Regions from separate parts of the Homo sapiens genome. Here region 2 is linked to region 1. A link is a contact called in ENCODE Hi-C or POLR2A ChIA-PET data. All regions are on one chromosome and are shown on one strand. The core of a region is the stretch at or near the end of the contact, and the rest is flanking DNA. Distances in the headings are between cores, read along the strand shown.

What was found. Hi-C counts contacts between places; a loop is a spot of excess contacts on that map. ChIA-PET counts read pairs that join two places held with the same protein, here RNA polymerase II (POLR2A). Pooled maps may share reads with other maps.
Region 2: a loop to region 1 is called in a map of endothelial cell of hepatic sinusoid, with 4 times the contacts of the local background. The contact joins the promoter of LINC00471 here to the enhancer-like site in region 1. A Hi-C loop is called at or near these places in 1 of 168 maps with a recorded cell type or tissue (endothelial cell of hepatic sinusoid) and 1 of 50 pooled maps. POLR2A ChIA-PET finds 5 or more read pairs at or near these places in 1 of 52 experiments (OCI-LY7).

The regions. Positions count from the first base shown.
Region 1 is chr2:231,425,106-231,428,883 of GRCh38, reverse strand. No RefSeq gene overlaps it. Among named protein-coding and RNA genes, the nearest start is that of SNORA75, 29 kb to the left of the region's middle. Within about 2 kb of position 2,068, at least 2 of the 41 ENCODE cell types and tissues checked have a DNase peak (open chromatin) inside an H3K27ac peak, as active enhancers do.
Region 2 is chr2:231,512,589-231,516,366 of GRCh38, reverse strand. It overlaps LINC00471 (long intergenic non-protein coding RNA 471), which reads left to right and starts at 1,990. Exons shown (of 5, transcript NR_199863.1): 1 at 1,990-2,270; 2 at 2,735-2,840. RefSeq lists a silencer at 1,758-1,977 and enhancers at 2,088-2,267, 1,838-2,647.

The DNA of each region.
Region 1 (3,778 bases), core at 819-3,318:
ATTTTTGTATTTTTAGTAGAGACGGAGTTTCACCATCTTGGCCAGGCTGGTCTGGAACTCCTGACCTCGTGATCCACCTGCCTCAAAGTGCTGGGATTACAGGCGTGGGCCACCATGCCCGGCTGAGCCTGCCTTCTTGTTTCAGCTCTCACACTGTAAACATGTGTCCTTTTGGTGGTCTATTTAGTGCCACTTTTTTTTTTTTTTTTGAGACAGAGTCTCGCTCTGTCGCCCAGAGCTAGAGTGCAATGGCGCGATCTCGGCTCACTGCAACCTCTGCCTCCCAGGTTCAAGCAATTCTCCTGCCTCAGCCTCCCGAGTAGCTGAGACTACAGGTGCGTGTCACCACACTCGGCTAATTTTTGTATTTTTAGTAGAGATGGGGTTTCACCATGTTGGCCAGGCTGGTCTTGAACTCCTAACCTTGTGATCTGCCTGCCTCAGCCTCCCAAAGTGCAGGGATTACAGGCGTGAGCCACCACGCCCAGCCAGTGCCACTTTTTTTGTATTTTGTGCTTTTTGTTGCTGGTTTTCTTGCTTCATGTGGCCCCCAAGTGAACTGCTGATGAGCTTTCTGGTGCTCCTAAGAGCAAGAAGGATGTGATGTGCTATAGGGAGAAAATCTGTGCGTTGGAGAAGCTTCATTCAGGTGTGAGTTATGGTGCCGTGAGTCCAATATTAATGAATCAGGCTGGGCGTGGTGGCTCATGTCTGTAATTCTGGCACTTTAGGAGGCCGAGGCAGGAGGATCACCTGAGGTCAGGAGTTAGACCAGCCTGGCCAACATGGTGAAACCCCATCTCTACTAAAAACTACAAAAAATTAGCTGGGCATGGTGGCACATGCCTGTAATCCCAGCTATTCAGCAGGCTGAGGCAGGAGAATGGCTTGAACCTGGGAGGCGGAGGTTGCAGTGAGCCAAGATCATGTCATTGTACTCCAACCTGGGCAACAAGAGTAAAACTGCATCTAAAAAAAAAAAATTAATGAATCAACTGTATATTAACTTCAGTGTCTTTAAACAGAAACAAACATAAAAAAAGGTTATGCGTTGGTCGACTGAGGAAAATATTGTGACTAGGCCGGGCATGGTGGCTCAAGCCTGTAATTCCAGCACTTTGGGAGGCCGAGGTGAGCGGATCACTTGAGGCCAGGAGTTTGAGACCAGCCTGGTCAACATGGTGAAACCCCATCTCTACTAAAAATAAAAAAAATTAGCCAGGCGTGGTGGCACACACCTGTAATCACAGCTACTTGGGAGGCTGAGGCACGAGAATCACTTGAATCCAGGCAGTGGAGGTTGCAGTTTGCTGAGAATGCACCACACACCACTGCACTCCAGCCTGGGCAATAGAGTGAGACTCGGTCCAAAAAAAAAAAAAGAAAGAAAGAAAATACTGTGACCAGACCCTCACAGGTACCTAAGGAGGAACCTAATTTCTCCCAGGAGCAAAGCTTCAACATTCACTAATCCAGTGTTTGTGGTGATTTTATAGAACATAACCACCACGAATCAGGAGCATGGGCTGTACCTCCTGCTGGTTGTGTTTCTCTGGTTGCGATCTGACTGATATAGTGACAAAGTCACAGAACTGCTAATACTATTGTGGTTTTTTGCCACTACCTTAACAAATTTTGAAGAAAAGTTAAGGGTTGGTGAAAACAAAGATGTCTATTTATTCCCATCCATGCATATGAGTCCCCTGAATGCTCTCTGTGGACCCTGTGGGCATTCGTGGACCCCAGGTTAAGACCACCTGCAGGTTAACAGAGGATAATGCAAAGGCCCACACCAATCATGGTGAAGGGTGGAGGTAGCAATGTTCCCACAGGCTCTGAGGAAGCAGTGAAGCTGGAAGGCCCCACCGGGGAACTGGAGGCTGAGGGCTCAGCAGGCCTGTGGGCTCTGCTCCCCAGCTGAAGACACGGTACCCCTAGTTCTTCCTTAAGCTGTGGTTGCCCCAAGCTAGATCCATCCGAAAAAACCATGGCTGCCTACGGGTGTTGAGGAAGCGTTGTTTGCAAGGGCTGGGGTTTGCCCCAGTGGCTCTGAGGCCTCTCCCTCTCCTTGCACTAAACTCAGACAATTCTGTTCTTCTCCTATTATTCTACCTGTGATTTTAAGTGCTCCTCGTATCTGCACAAACTTACCCCCATCTCTTTTTATTGAAAAAGCAAACAGATCCCCTGATTCTTTGGGTCTGGGATGATACTTTGGCTGACTATCTGTGCCCTCCACCCACTACACCCTCCCAGAAAATGAAATTAATCTACTTAGGTTCATCACAAAGGTGGGCTGGTCGACCCAGTGGCAGACCGTCCCGCCCATGTCACCATACCAAGCGCCCTTCTGCTTCAGGTCCTGGGAGGTCAGGACTTCCTGGTGTCATCCTCAGACGGCGGGACAAGGCTGGGGCTGGATTCTTCCTGTCTGGGTTCACCTCCAATTGCTGGTGCTTCCTTAAGCACAGCACTATTGCCCCCATGTTTATGAACGGGAAAGGATACTAATTAGAACCAGCCAAAGGAAGAGACACAGGGTAGAGTCCAGGGAGGGTCCTGATGAGGAGCTGGCAGCCACCGGTGTGGCATCACCTCCTTCTTGCTGTGATGTGTGACAATTCGCAGAGTACCGCCAACGGGTGTGGCATCACCTCCTCCTTGCTGTGATGTATGACAATTCGCAGAGTACCGCCAACCACGGAAGCTTCCCCGGGCTTTGATGTCAGAATTTGTGTTGCAGTTTCCCTCTGTGGGCAGGGTGATGGAATCATTGCCTGTGAGGTTGAACTGGGTCTCTAGCTTGTTTCTTCGCCCCGGGGGTTGCTCTGACAGCTCTCGCCCTCAGGGGCCCATCATGAGTCACCTCATTAGGGTAACGGTAAACCATCAGGTGTGGTCTTCCAGGAGCCAGGACAAAGGCACAAAGGCCAGATCTCTCTGGGGAGAGGGAGCGTGTGAATTGCTTAGTACACAGCTCCTGACTTTAGCCTCCTGCCCCTCAGGCTGGTGCTTCCCCAGCTCTGACTACACATTCTGCTTTGTGAGTGATTTTACGAGTCTCACCTGGCCTGGAACTGGCAATGGGGAAATTGCTGAGGCAGGTGGCTGGCTCCAGGGCCTGGCTTGAAGATGGGCAGGAAGGCACTTACACTGCCCTCTCATGAGCCCCCCGGTACCCCCTTACAGCCCCAGACCCCAGTGATGTTCAGGCTTTTGGAGCAAGCCCTGTTGCTTTCTGCAACCTCTGTGGGTGGACTCGGACTCCTGACTGGTCACTTGCGGAAGAGAAGACCAGCGGCTCCTCTCCCTCTCGCAGGAGACTGAAGGCTGCCACCTCTGAGACCTCCTACCCTTTGGCTCCCCTTCTGGGAACCATGTGAAAGTGGCTGTCATGAGCCACATCCTGTCCAGCTGAAGTCCTGCTTGATGTTGGCAGAGGATGTGGTCGTTCAGAGCTGGGAGGACAGACCAGACACCAAGCAAGACCAAGAACTCTCCACTATTTCTGACTCTGGATGAGCGGGGTGCAGGGTCTTGAGGAGTAACTGGGGAACGGGACTGCAGAGACTACAATTCCCTCAGGGAATGTGGCTGTGGGATGAGAGTAGGGACACAGCTGAAGAGGTTCATGGGGTTGAAGGAGTTTCTTGTTTTTGTTTGTTTTCAACACGTAAAAGTCTTGAGCCCATTTAAAAGGCCATGGAGCTAGGCGCGGTGGCTCAGGCCTGCAATCCCAGCACTTTGGGGGGCTGAGGTGGGCGGGTCACATAAGGTC
Region 2 (3,778 bases), core at 741-3,240, 88 kb before region 1:
ATTAAGTTGCATTTCCCTAATGGTTGTATAGTTGAGCATGTCTTCATTCTTTGCCACTCAAATTTCTCCTGAAAATGGCTTTTCATATCCTTCAGCCATTTTTGTTTTTTTCTTGATTTGTATTTCATTCATATTACAATATTAAATTTGTTTTGTATATGTTACAAATATTTCTAATTTGTTCCTTATGTTTTAAACTGGTTTATAGAAACTCCTGCATCCAGCAGTTGTAAATTGTAATGTGGTCAAATCTGTCATCATTTCGTTGGTAGGGGAGAAAATATTTTCCTCTCCCATCTTAAGGGTTATGGCTGACACCCCTATAACAAGGTTAATGAGAGAAAGGCATAACAAATTTAAAGTCTTATGTGACACAGGAACCTTAAGAAACGAAGACCCCATGACCTAAAGAAAACTGTATTTTTATGCTAAGTCTGATGAAAGAAGTAGATAGTTGTGCAGAAACATGATTGGACAAAAGGGGCATCATCTAATGGTCATACATAGGGGTGGGAGGAGACTTCGGCATGGCCCGTTTGCTCAGATTCTTTCTTGCGTCTCTGCATGACACTTCTCCTCCCCAGGTATGGCACAAGACTCCTCTGGAATGAGGGTCTTACAACCTACTTCACATGAGGTAGGCCAGTGAATTCCTTTATGACCCTGCTTTATGGGAGGGAGCAGATTACTTACAGAGACCTTGCTTCTGTGGTTTTCTCAACTGCCAAGGTGCCATATTTTGGCACATTTATGGATTTTGCTTGTGACTTATCCTGTCCTTGTTATTGATTTTAATAATACTTCCTGGCAGGGAGTGGTGATTCAATTTGCTAATACTTTATTTGAACCCTGCATCTGTTCTTAAATGAAATGGGCTTTTGCCTTTTCTTCAGTTGTTCTTGATCAGATATATATAATATTTTCTTAAAATATTTGGGCTAATCTCATAAAGTTAGCTAGGTAACAAGAGTTTGGTGAGGTACCAAATCTAAAACAGGTAGGCAGATTGTTTTTTCTATTCTCATTCTTTCCCAGTTTGGGTCTTTCTGAAGCTAGGATAAGGCCAGGGCTCCTTACTCAAGATCACCCTTCCCTATCCCCTAAAAACACACACAATATCCCCAAAGTGTCACTGTTCAAGTTCCAACATGGGGCTAACTCCGAGGAGCTTGATCCTCCTACTGGGGCTACTGGTGTTAATGGCCATGAGGCCTTGTGAGAGCACATGTTCATGACAGTCCAACTCAAAAAACTACGAGAGTATTAAGTGATGGAGAATTAAACCTTAACTACCGAGCCTCAACTTCTTTAAATGAAAAATGAAACTTTTACCATCTAAGTCACACGTGTGTTTTGAGACGTCCATGATAAAATTTTGAAAAAGCACCCAGTACGCTGGGTGGCACAAACACGCAGCGGGCGAGGGCCCCTACAGCAGCGACAGCCTTAACGGAGAGACCCTCAGCTGTCGTCTCAGTGCCTCCTTCACGGCTGGAAACGGCGAGGACGCTAACATAGCCCTCACTGGGCGGGACGCGACTTAAACGGTTTAACGACCCCGAGCGCTGGGGTCCGTAACGGCGCCGACACACGCGCCCTTACGGACTGGTCGCTTTTAACGAGTGCTATTCACTTTCCGACTGCCCCTCCGCCATGGAGCGTCGCACCGCGTGACCGTCACCAACTCCTCGAACTCTGGGGCACCTCGGCCTTCTCCCGCGCCAACCTGGCGCGAAGACCTGGGACACCGCGCGCACCTGGACCAGCGAACCCAAAACCCCGCCTCCCGCGCTAGACCGCAGCAAAATGTCCGCTCCACGCGCAGGCGCAGCACGTGCGGCCCCCCCTCCACCCCGGCTCAAGACTCACGCCCCCAGGCTCCCGCACCGCCCGCCCCTCCCAGGGTCGCGGCTCAGGATTGGTTCAGGGGTTGCGCGGGCTCTGATTGGGCGAGGCGGAGTCACCAGGGCGCCGTATCTTTACGTGGCCGTCTTCCCCGCGCGCCTTGGATCTGGGGCAATAGCTGAGAGGGCGTCACCAGCGTGTCGGCGCCTGCGGTTTTCTTCGGGCTGTCCCCAGGCGTCGTGCCCGCGTCCGTCACGCGCGGTGGCTTGCAGGGGCGCACCGCGACAGCCTTAAAGGAAAACCTGTTAGGGACAAGGGCTGCTGTGGGCAGCGAGGGTTATAGACTCATGTGTGTTCTGAATTCTGGTGGGGGTAGTGATGGACGCTGACCCAGTTCACAGAATTATCTGACTGGCGAAGTAAAGGTACTTGAATTGCAGGTACTGTTTTTGGCCCTTTGTCCCCTGTATTTTGGCCCAATGTGCTTCCATTTGAGTAGTCTGTAGTGGAACTATATATATATTTTTTAAACAGTTACTTGAAAACACGTGACGGATCAGAATGAGAGGAATAGGAAGGAATTCCTGGGAATTTGTCTTTTTTTTTTTTTTTTTTTTTCTTAAGGAGTTTCCACTTATCGATTGTGGCAAAAGAAGAGGTATGGGAGACCTCACCTACAACATCAAAAATCACCTTTTGTATTTGTTTTTCTGTTCGCTGGTGTGAGTAAAAGATACCAAATGAAAATTAAAAGTTAAGATGAGGCCTAACATAAGTTTATTCCAAATGCCAGTTTACTGTTGGAAATACCAGAGACAAAACGTGCCTGGCTTGGAATGTGTGAAGGCCTTGTCATGTGCCTAATAATAATCTTGTCTATTTTGAGCAGGAAAAAAGGTCAAGGTGAACTGAAGAAAATAAGTCTTTCCCCAAAGGAGGTAGAAGATGGGGAAGATGAGATGTCAGAAGCTAAGGACAATGGCAGTAGAGATGAGGTAATTATATGTACAGAGTTGAGCAGAGTAGAATTTATTATTAATGCCAACAATTAAAATCCAGAGTAAAGCAGTTAAACTGCATTGTTTAATCTCAAAAGTTGGCCGGGCTGGGTGGCCGTCGCCTGTAATCCCAGCACTCTGGGAGGCAGAGGAGGGTGGGTCGCTTAAGCTCAGGAGTTTGAGACCAGCCTGGGCAACATCGTGAAACCCGTCTCTACTAAAAATACAGAAATTAGCCGAACGTGGTGTCTCCCACCTGTAGTCCCAGCCACTCGGGAGGCTGAGGCAGGAGAATTGCTTGAACCCGGGAGGCGGAGGTTGTAGTGAGCGTGCCACTGCACTGCAGCCTGGGAGACAGAGTCGGTCTCAAAGCAAAAAAACAAAAACAAAAACAAAAAACACAAACCTCAAAAGTGCTATTGCAAACACTTTTCAACTAGTATTACAAGTCCACACTAAACTGGATACCAAAACCTGACCAGGTCATTTTGAGAAATCACAGACCACTCTCTCTTTAATGAGCATAGATACAAAAATTCCAGAAATATTAGCAAATTGAATATCAATGTTATGCAAAGAGTAATACATCATAATGTATCGTGACCAAGTGTGGGTTATTTTGGGAATGCCAAGGTGTTCTTTGTTTGTAAAGTGATACTGGTTTTCTGGTAATACTGGTTTAAATCTCTTCATTCTTTAAATTGATTCATTAAAATCCATTCATTTATGGCCCAGGAGGGCGGTGCTTTCCCTCAGCCCTGCCTGGCTGTTTTAAATTAAAAAATAAAAAAGAAAAAAAAAGTCTATTACTTTGTGTACCTGCCAAACATGTTTTCATATTTCTTCTTTTGACATAGTCCTCACTATGTTCTTCTGAGAGTCTCTCCTTTGGAATTTGAAAATAGATAGGTTTAAGTTGAGTCCTGAAAGAATTA